2 separate regions of the Homo sapiens genome follow, and region 2 is linked to region 1. A link is an interaction called in ENCODE POLR2A ChIA-PET data of the cell type or tissue named here. Cell type or tissue: MCF 10A. All regions are shown on one strand. Each heading gives the region's core, and the rest is flanking DNA. Links, peaks and the distances in the headings are about the cores only.

Region 1 (5,387 bases), core at 270-5,269:
AAAAGTTTTCCTAACTCTATATTTCCTAGTCAAGACATTGCAATGAAGCATTGAAATGCTCACGCTTCTTCCAAGACTCAATAATTGCTTGATTTTTATTTTTCTAAGGTCTGTCCAGTCCTGGATTCTTGACTACAATGTTTCACTTAGCATTAGGAACAAACTGAGGGATTTGCCCATTCCTCAAAGCCAAACTTCATTAAGCAAGACTGGCTAACTCTTTCTAACAGGGAAGGTGCTCTGTCTCCTTTGATTAACCCCAAATTGGGCAGAATTTGTGTTTCAAACCCAGAAACTTCTGAAAATAAGAGGGATGGGGGAAGAAGCTACTAACAATTACACCAGAACAACAGGCAGGAACCAGGCTCTCTTGGGGCAAACTGGAACATTTAAACACCTCCATCTGAATCAACAACCAGTCATCAACTCTTGTATCATTTGTGACACCAAAGGATAAGTTCTCCTCACTATTCTCTAACTAAATGGAGGATACAACGAGTGTTAAAATACATGATATTCCTATATAAATGTAAGGGCAAATTTATTGTGATTGCTTCTTATAATTTCCTTCATTTCAAGCACAGTGAAGAAAAAATAGGCTATCGATCACAAAGGCAATCTTCTATTAATTTTGTGTAATTGGGCTTTGGGTAAAAACTCAGGCATTAGATAATTAGAAAAATGTTCAAAGTACAGGTATTCTGTGTTGTCAATTCTGGACTGTTTCTTTCTCTTTAAAAATCAGTTGGCGATAAAAAGAAAGAGGTTGATGTCTTCTAAAAATTAAGGTGCTCAACCAAAGCTTCTGTTTGTGTGTAGGCCAGTCCACCTTCATAGGTTGGTAGGAGTTATTCACACAGAATTATTATTTAGTTCAGTAAAGAGTTTTAAGTTAGCACCAACAGAAAATAAATGACTATTCAAGGCTCACAGTTCCAAAGCCAGAGTATGTTCACAATGATGATTACAGCCCATGCAATTTTAAAATAAGAATCACCAATCTCCCTTAGATTCATTATAGAAAAAGCTTATTGATGAACACACAAGACTATGTAATTTAGAGAGATATGGCTTTCCAGTAAATACTCTGAAATAATTGCATTGTAAAATATACTAAATGGCCCAGGCCTAGAGAGTTGGTAGCATAACTCAATGACATCTGCAAGGATATCTGACAGAAATAGTGATTTCAGATTTGAGTAATTGACCTCAGGCAATTCTTTCTGTTGGCCTTCTTTAGGGAATAGGGTAGAATTATTTGTTTAATTTCTGACAATAAAAATATATTATTAATATAAAGGAAACCAAATGTTTCTCTTCATATTATGGGATTATCAATTTTCATTATCCCCAAGTGGCTTCAAATTATTAAGAAATAGTTAAAATGAAGAGAGGCCTGAAAAATACCTATCTCCCTTTTCTCAAAATTATTAGCTGATCTGTCGGGGGATAGTTTCTGATTGTTTTTCTTAAGACCACATTAAGATTCACCCAAAACAAATGACCTCATCTAGATCAGCTGTCAGCTCTGCATTTACTTGCATTATCTCCAGAACACAAGCTGTTACTTGGTGTATTCACTCAAACAATGAATTATTTCAGGAAGGAAAGAAAATCAGTCAATCTGGTTAAGGAAAATGAATAATTGTTTGAAATGACCAGGAAACAGAGTGGTAACAAATAATCCAGAAGTTCCACGTGCAAAGGTCTTCTGTATTTAATAGCTCCATGAATAAAAGTGCCTCATTGCTATAAATACCAGGAAACAATGATTTAATATAGCTGCAATTCTGTTTGTAAATAGCCAGAAACTTGTTTTTGTAACATAAATATTTCACTTGAGTTTGAGAGGCCATACTTTTTTTTTACTTTTAAGGAATGTTTACCATTATACATTCTCATACCTCCACATCATATAAAACTGTGATGTTAGTGTGTGTATGTGGTTAGGAGAATGAGAGTAACATAGAACTTGGTGGAACCATCCCTAGAGGGTAGCATTCAGAAACTAGGCAAAATATGGGCCATAGTAAAAAAAAAAAAAAAACTGTCGGTTGTTACTCAATAAGAGGTGTAAAATCAATTTATAGAGTAAATATAACCATTTAAAAAAATTGAATACAGTAGAAAATATCCATTTCACATGTAGTAAGAACAGTAAAGGTAAGTGATTTTTTTTTCAGCTTATGTAAATGAATAGGTTATGGACACTGGTTATAACATCAAATATTATTCTTTCTGTGGGACACATTAATAAATGTTTGAGCTCCCTGATTTAGAGAAGCATATGTTCATATGATATGATAGATATAGAGATGAAGAGTGTGATAAAGTCTTTCCCCCTAAATCTTTTGTTATATGTGTGGTTCAGATAACCGTTAAAGTGACTTTTGCCAATAAAATCTCAAGTGCAAATAAAGAGTAAAATTCTAATAAGATATGATGTAATAGAAAGTGGGGGGTGTCACATTAGAGAAATAAGAAGTCTGGATGTGTGACACTATAGATGGATGAATGCTGATAGTAAATTGATTATGAATTGGTTCATTCTTCTCATTTATCAAAGATGTGATGCAGCTACTTACTGGAACTTACATGCTATATTAGTTTTCTAGGGCTGGAACTTACATGCTATATTAGTTTCCTAAGATTCCCAGTTTGTACCATAAACTGGGAGGCTTGAAGCAATGTAAAATAATTGCCCCACAGTTCTGGAGGCAAGAAGTCCAAAATCAAGTTGTGGGCAGGGAGGAGCTCCCTGTGAAACCTGCAGTGGAGAATCTCTTCTCTTGCAGCATCTGGGGTTTAGTGGCAATCCTTTGAGTTTCTTGGCTTGTAAATGCATTATTACAATCTCTGCCTTCATCTTCACCAGCCACTTTCCCTCTGCATGACTCTGTCTTCACATGGCATTCTCCTCTCTTATGAGCACATGAGTCATATTAGAGTCTATGCTACTCATATATGACCTCATCTTAGCTAATTATATCAGCAATGACCCTATTTCCAAATAGGTAAAATTCTGTGGTACTGAGGGACAGGGCTTCAACATATCTTTTAAGAGGACACAATTCAACCCATAATACATGTCAATACTAAAGATGTTGGGTCACTAGCAATTATCTGTTCCTCTTCCCTTCCTTTTTTCCTAGGAAACCCCAAATACTAGAACACAAGATAGCTGCTCTGATTTGCTCTCCCCCAAAATAAACTATTTTTAAATTAAATGGTCTGTTACTCTTAGATATAAATGGTTGTTGCTGATATTGACTATCAGGTTACCATTCATCCAGATGATCATTCTAACCACACTTCATCTGCTTACAAATGTTAACCTGGGAAGAGAAGCTGGGACTTACTCTGTGGCAGTATTCCTCAAGTATGGTCTGTGGGCCAGTGGTGGGACTGGTTCCCCTGGCCGCAAATTCTACTGATAGAAAATTAATTCCCCTGGTAGAATGTTAGATGATTTGTTTCTTCACAAGCTCCATGTTCTCTCTCCACTAGGTAATAGGAATGCGTGGAGACGTTATTCCACAGGAGCTCTTCTTTTACCTAAATGTGTTGCGGTGTTGTCGGTTCGATGTAAGAGGTAAAAGTTTCTTGGTTAGGCTTGAGTCTAAGCCATGTTTTCTAATCCAGTTTAACCAGATATTTACATTGGGATTTCAGGCATTTCCCCATATTAATAAGGCCCAGTTATCCAATGTTGATGTACATATCTTTTTTAGTAAGGGCAATAGAAGGGATTTTTATGTTAAACAGACAAAACATACTAGTATGTAGAATGCCCTGTAGCTCTTCTGTTCAGGACAGAAAATGTATTGGAGTCCGTTTTGCCATGGTCTTGCCTGACCAGGCTCATAGCCATTTGTGGGGACACAGCACCAGTTGATAGCACCTTCCAGAGAAGAAAATAGATGAGCAAATGCTGTTTCAGCACTAGGCTGAGTCAACTAGGCATATTCAACATGCACTATCTGCTATGAGCCTGTCTTCTTGCTTGGTCTATAACTATAAACTCTGTCTCTTACTTGGAAACCCTGCTGACCAGGCCTCTACCACTTCTTACTACAGCTTCTGCCCTTGTTCCCCAAGCACAGGCTGCATCTTCATCAATAGCTCATAGGTCTTCCCAGGACATGCCCTAGTGGCTTACAGGAAAGCATTATGTCATTTAGTAAGAAACTTTTAAAAATCAATTGATGTCTTTTAGTTAATTATATGACATGGGTGAATGGAGGAATAGTGGATACCACTATGAACCACCTCAGAATAAGCGCACAGAAAGATAAATACACACACACATATGTACATAAATATATATATATATATACACACACACACACACACACACACACACACGTATTGTATTAGGGTTCTCTAGAGGGACAGAACTAATGGAATATATATATATATATATATATATATATATTTATTAAGTATTAACTCACATGATCAAAAGGTCTCACAATAAACTGTCTCCAGGCTGTGGAGCAAGGAGAGGCAGTCTGAGTTCCAGAACTGAAGAACTTGGAGTCCAATGTTCGAGGGCAGGAAGCATCCATCACAGGAGAAAGATGTAGGCTGGGAAGCTAGGCCAGTCTCTCTTTTCACATTTTTTTGCCTGCTCATATTCTAGCTGTGCTGGCAGCTAATTAGATTGTGCCCACCCAGATTAAGGGTGGGTCTGCCTTTCTCAGCCCACTAACTCAAATGTTAATATCTTTTGGCAACACCCTCACAAACACACATAGGATCAATAGTTTGTATCCTTCAATCAATCAAGTTAACACTCAGTATTAACCATTTTATATATATATATATATAATTAGCATTCACCTCTTGGGCTCAAGTGATCTTCCCGCCTCAGCCTCCCAAGTAGCTGAGGACTACAGGTGCATGCCACTGCATGCAGCTAATTTTTTTTTTCTTTTTTTGTAGAGATAAGGTCTTTTTTTGTTCCAGATGCTGGTCTTAAACTCCTGGCTTCAAGCAATTCTCCCACTTGGCCTCCCAAAGTGCTAAAATTACAGGCATTAACCACCACGCCCAGCCCAGATTTTAATTTTTTTTTTGTTTGTCCTTTATTTGGGCATTAGCCAGTAGAAATCATTACAAATGAAAATATATAAAAAGTGATGACTGTGCCATGGTGACGCCTGAGACCTGCAGTGAGTTTATTTGTTAAAGCTCTTGTTGCATTATTGTTCACCCACCCAGTCAGAACAAAGCGTGGGGCTCTAATTAATAAGGTAACTTGTCACCATCAATGTTCATCTGTGGTGCTGAGATAAAGTGGCATTTAACCCTGCCTGTGTTCACTAGTGGCATTGCCAAGACTCTCCAGGATGTGGCCCAGAAATTTTTAACTGACAAAGTATTTT
Region 2 (5,387 bases), core at 175-5,174, 120 kb after region 1:
GCACATGTATGCCCAGATGGCCTGAAGTAACTGAAGAATCACAAAAGAAGTGAATATGCCCTGCCCCACATTAACTGATGACAGTCCACCACAAAAGAAGTGTAAATGGCCGGTCCTTGCCTTAACTGATGACATTACCTTGTGAAAGTCCTTTTCCTGGCTCATCCTGGCTCAAAAAGCACCCCCACTGAGCACCTTGCGACCCCCCACTCCTGCCTGCCAGAGAACAAACCCCCTTTAACTGTAATTTTCCTTTACCTACCCAAATCCTATAAAACGGCCCCACCCTTATCTCCCTTCACTGACTCTCTTTTTGGACTCAGCCTGCCTGCACCCAGGTGAAATAAACAGCCATGTTGCTCACACAAAGCCTGTTTAGTGACCTCTTCACACGGACGTGTATGAAAGTCATTAGAAGCTTTCTCTAGAATTTTTGATACTTCAGATGGCAAAGGGGGAAGGAGGTATAGGGTGGAAGAAAAGTAAACAAAAGAACAATTTTTTTTTTTTTAAAGAAAGGAAGCGAACACAGAAACCAAACACATGGTTTTCTTGTTTTCTCTCTTTGTTTAATTTTGCAGCTATGAGGAATTTTAGCCAAATTAGAGAGGGCTTGTTACCCATCATTTGCAATTCTCACTTGGATTTGTCCAAGTCAGATAGAGTTGATGAAATCTGATGGGAGAAAGACTGGAACAAACAACAACAACAAAGCCCAACAATATGATCACTGAGTGCTCCAATGATAAGCTGGTTGTTGAACTTTAGCCAAGACAAAACCACAATTCAGCTACTTACCCAGAGATGGATCTTAGGCTGAAGACTGCTTTCTACCATTGTAGAAGCAGGAAAAATACTCCAACTCGTCTTCCCAGCTGGGAGCGAGCTCAAACTCCATAAAGGAGTTACCTGCTTTCCATTGTCTTGGAAACAGGAAATCTTGCCTTCCTTGTTGGAAGCAAGAAAAACAAAAGGAGTATACAGCAAAATAAACTTTAGATCTTGACCAAATTTTTGGAGATCAGGGATTCTCTGGAAGGGTTGCTCCCTGACCTCAGCAAATTGTCCTATTGGTTTGAGCTATAAAGTTAGCTCATGCTGGTACGAAGAACCGATAGGAGATTTGTCAGAAGTCAGGGGCATCTCCACTCAGAATCCCTCCATGGTTACCAAATGTGAACCCCCAAAATTTGAGACAGGTCTCAGTTAATTTAGAAAGTTTATTTTGCCAAAGTTGAGGATGCATGCCTGTGACACAGCCTCAGGAGGTCCTGACAACATGTGCTCAAAGTAGTCAGAGCACAGCTTGGTTTTATACATTTTAGGGAGACAGGAGACATCAATCAACATATATAACAATGGTTCAGTCTGGAAAGGCGGGACAACTCAAAACAAAAGTGGGACAACTCAAAGCGGGGAGGGTCCAGGTCACAGGTTGGTGAGAGACAAATGGTTGCATTCTTCTGAGTTTCTGATTAGCCTTTCAAAGGAGGCAATTAGACATGCATTTATCTCAGTGAGCAGAAGGATGACTTTTAATAGAATGGGAGGCAGGTTTACCCTAAGCAGTTTCCAGCTTGAATTTTCCCTTTAACTTAGTGATTTTGGGGGCCCAAGATATTTTCCTTTCACACAGCAATGTCAATCATTTTCAGGTTTCAAGAGCTCTATGAAATGTCTACTTATCCTGTAAAATCCTGTTGGTTCTTCCAATAACCAACTATATTTGTCTTCTCCTTGAGTGGTATGAAGGCAGGGGTGGTTTTAGACAAGCTTGATCGCTGCAGTGGCATAGCATATAATAGGGGTACAACATGATCAGGCTCACAAACATCATATCATCCATGCTCAACTTCACCTGAAAGTGGACAGCTGAACCAAAAAGAAAACAAATACAATTCAGGTACTATCCCTCACAGGGGCAGGGAGAAATAGTTCTCTCTCCATTCATTTTCCCACCTGTAAAACAAGAGTGGTGGAGACCAGCCTGGGCAACATAATGACACTTTGTGTCTACTACATTTTTTTAAATTAACCAGGCATAGTAGTTCATGACTGCAGTCCCAGCTACTCAGGAGGCTGAGGTGGGAGGATCTCTTGAGCCCGGGAGACCAAAGCTGCAGTGAGCCATGATTGCACCACTGCACTCCAGCCTGAGTGACAGAGAGAAACCCTTTCTTAAAAAAAAAAAGTGATAGATCAATAATGTTTCTCAGGCATTTCCAGGTTTTTATTTCTATAGAGGTTTATTTCTCTAGTTTCATTTCAATTCTCTTTTTGTTAGCCCTTTGAAATTCAGACTTAATCTCTTCTTTGATGTCACTATATTTTGTAAGCATGACAATGAAGCAAAATTTCTTCATTGTGCTTGCTTTATTTAATGGTAGGCAAGGAAGCAGTTAATGCACAGCTGAGAGAAACCTGAATTCCAAGTGCACCCGGTCTGGCATGACATTACTGTGCCTTTTCCTAGATTCCACAGTCAGTAGAGAAAACAGACTGGGTATATGGGCACAGAGCTTCTCTCTAGGACAGGGAATAATCTACCAGTCTATTCTAGACATTAATTTACCTTGCCTGGGTATCAGTGTGCCTTTAAGTGAATATCGAACTGTATAACTTCCAGGGAAATTTGAGCTTCAACAGTCTATGATTCTAAGTTGACTTCACCATTTTTGGACTATTTTAGTTCCATGGGATATGGTAACACTTCTAAGCACTTGCCTATCAGCCTAAAGCTTGAGTCCTTCAGAGCCAGAGAAAGAAGAGGTTTCACTCTTTGGGTAATGCTTTTGAAAACTTTTAGCCAAAGATTTAAATCAGGCTTATCATAGACTGACTCTGGGGTCAGAAAAATCTAGTTTACTCTCATGGATGTAAACTGAAATCATGAGGGTATTTTCAGCAAGCCTATCTCTCCAAAATTATCAAGTCACACATTCTAATTAGGATAACATGGTTTTGTTTTGTTTTTGTATTTATTTCCAGAATCAGCTGCCTTATATCTGAATGGCTTATGAATAAATACAAATTAAAAATAAGAAGCTTAATTCTCCCAGTTGAAAATAAGGAAATAGAGTTCTTCCACTTTCCTTTTTTTAAATTTTCTTCAGAAAACATGTAGTTGCAAGTTCCTTTGTCAGCTTTATCACCTGAAAGCCATCCCTTTGAAATCAAAGGAAATAGAACCCCTAACTCCCAGTTTCTGTGAGAGTGTAGGGGCCTAACTTCAGTAGCCCCTTGCTCCAAGTATTAAAACTACCTCTGGCAATAAAGATAAAGGAATTTGTTTTTCCTCTAAAGAAAGCCAATTAGCTACCACAGATGGTCACCCCAATTACCAGGTGAATTTAAGACGAACTATGTGTGACAAATGGTGCACTCAAGTTCTTTTACTTGAGAACACAGTATTGTTTATTGTGAAAGCATGTCTGTAATGGGTTGTATCTGTTTGGCTCTTTTTTTTTTTTTTTTTTTTTTTTTTGAGATGGAGTCTCACTTTGTCACCAGGTTGGAATGCGAAGCATGATATCGGCTCGCTCCAACCTCTGTCTCCTGGGTTCAAGCGATTCTTCTGCCTCAGCCTCCCGAGTAGCTGGGACTACGGGTGCATGCCACCACGCCCAGCTAATTTTTTGTGTTTTTAGTAGAGACAGGGTTTCACCATGTTGGCCAGGATGGTCTCGATCTCTTGACCTCATGATCCACATGCCTCGGCCTCCCAAAGTGCTGTGATTACAGGTGTGAGCCACCGCGCCCAGCCCTATTTGGCTTTTTTTAAACGTGAGCTTTCATTCAGTCTGCCATCTCTGGATGAATTGCCCATGTTGCCAGATTACATTCTGGTCTTTTACTTATTAATAATAAAACTATTTACTTTTACTTTCTCTACTATTTTGTGGAGAGGTAGTGTGGGTTGGAAGAAGATTTTTTTTTTAATTATATTTCCACAACAATGGGTATTCTAAATTGGTAGTTTTCAAACCTTTCTAGAAGTGTCTACCAGACTGCTGTAGGAGAGAAAGGCAGAAGAGGATTGCAACATGAGTGACCTCTGAATGTTGCATCTACCAGAAAGTATTCTTTTTGCTGTTTTATATATTGGTATTCTAGGAAATTTTTGCCTAAGATCAGGGTTCCTCTGATAAACAATAATGTTTCAAAACCAGTGACCTGTTTATACCATATGTTTTTATTCTCTATTTCCCTCCAATAATGTAAACTTTTTGAGAGCAGTTATTTTGTTTCTATATGCACTGTTAACTTCCCCAAAACTTAGAAGAGTCCCTGGGACATAGTAGATGCATATTTACCTTGTGTTAAATTAATGAATGATGAAGGGTAGGCAGAACAAAGTGACTGAATAGAAGCCCACAGCAATCATCCCCCGAACAGGAACACCAAATTGAACAACTATGAAGAAAATCAACTTCATAAGAACCTATGATCAGGTGAGTGATCACAGTACCTGCTTTTAACATCATATTAAGGAAAGAGGCACTGAAGAGGGTAGAAAAGACAAGCTTGAAGCAGCAGTGGCCACTTAGCATGGTGAGAGAATCTGTGCATTTGGGGCAAGGAGAGTGCACTTATTGTGAGACTTCACATTGGAACTCAATGCTGCTCTGTCACAGTGGAAAGCAACATAGGGCAGAACTCAGTCGGCATTCACAAAGCATCTAGATGAGTCCCAGCCAGAGGGGAATTGCCCACCCCAGTGGTTGGAACTTGAGTTTCAGCAAGCTCACCACTGTGAACTAAAGTGCTTGGGATACTAAATAAACTTGAAAAGCAATCTATGACACAAGGACTGCAGTCCCTGGGCAAGCATCAGTGCTGTGCTAAGCTCGAAGCCAGCACACCTGGACTTGGAATGTGAGTGGCCTAGTGAGACACCAGCCAGGGCAGCCAAGGGACTGCTTGCACCACCTCTCCACCACCCACAGATAGTGAAGCTCACAGCTCCAGGAGAGACTCCTTCTTTCTCCTGTACTCCTTCAAGAGAGGAGAAGGGAGAGTAAAGAGACCTTTGCCTTAAAACTTAGATATCAGCTTAGCTACAGTACAATAGGGCATCTAGTAGAGTTCCGAAGCCCCCATTCCAGGTTCTATTTCCAAGGCAACATTCCTAGACATACTCTGGTCCAGAAGAAAACCTGCTGTCTTGAAGGGAAGAACCTACTCCTGGAAGGATTCGTCACCTATTGACTAAACAGTCCTTGGGCCCTGAATCATCAGAAGCTGTAGCCAGGCAGTATTTGCCACAGGCCTTGGGTGAGATTCTAAGACATGCTGGCTTCAGGTGTGACCCAGCACATTCCCAGCTGTGGTGGCTGTGGGGAGAGACTCCTTCTGCTTGAGGAAAAAGGAGAAGGAAAGGTAAAGGG

What was found. Peaks named below come from ENCODE experiments on the same cell type or tissue, not always from the same donor. Only the 100,000 strongest peaks of a DNase experiment are listed, where the experiment ranks them.
Region 2: POLR2A ChIA-PET joins it to region 1 with 5 read pairs; 2 of 35 experiments call an interaction of 5 or more read pairs at or near these places.

The regions. Positions count from the first base shown.
Region 1 is chr10:90,195,494-90,200,880 of GRCh38, reverse strand. No RefSeq gene overlaps it. Among named protein-coding and RNA genes, the nearest start is that of LINC01375, 240 kb to the right of the region's middle. In MCF 10A, for the core only: no CTCF peak of the experiment used is centred there; a DNase peak (open chromatin) is centred at 2,890.
Region 2 is chr10:90,076,036-90,081,422 of GRCh38, reverse strand. No RefSeq gene overlaps it. Among named protein-coding and RNA genes, the nearest start is that of LINC01375, 120 kb to the right of the region's middle. RefSeq lists an enhancer at 1-391. In MCF 10A, for the core only: no CTCF peak of the experiment used is centred there; no DNase peak of the experiment used is centred there.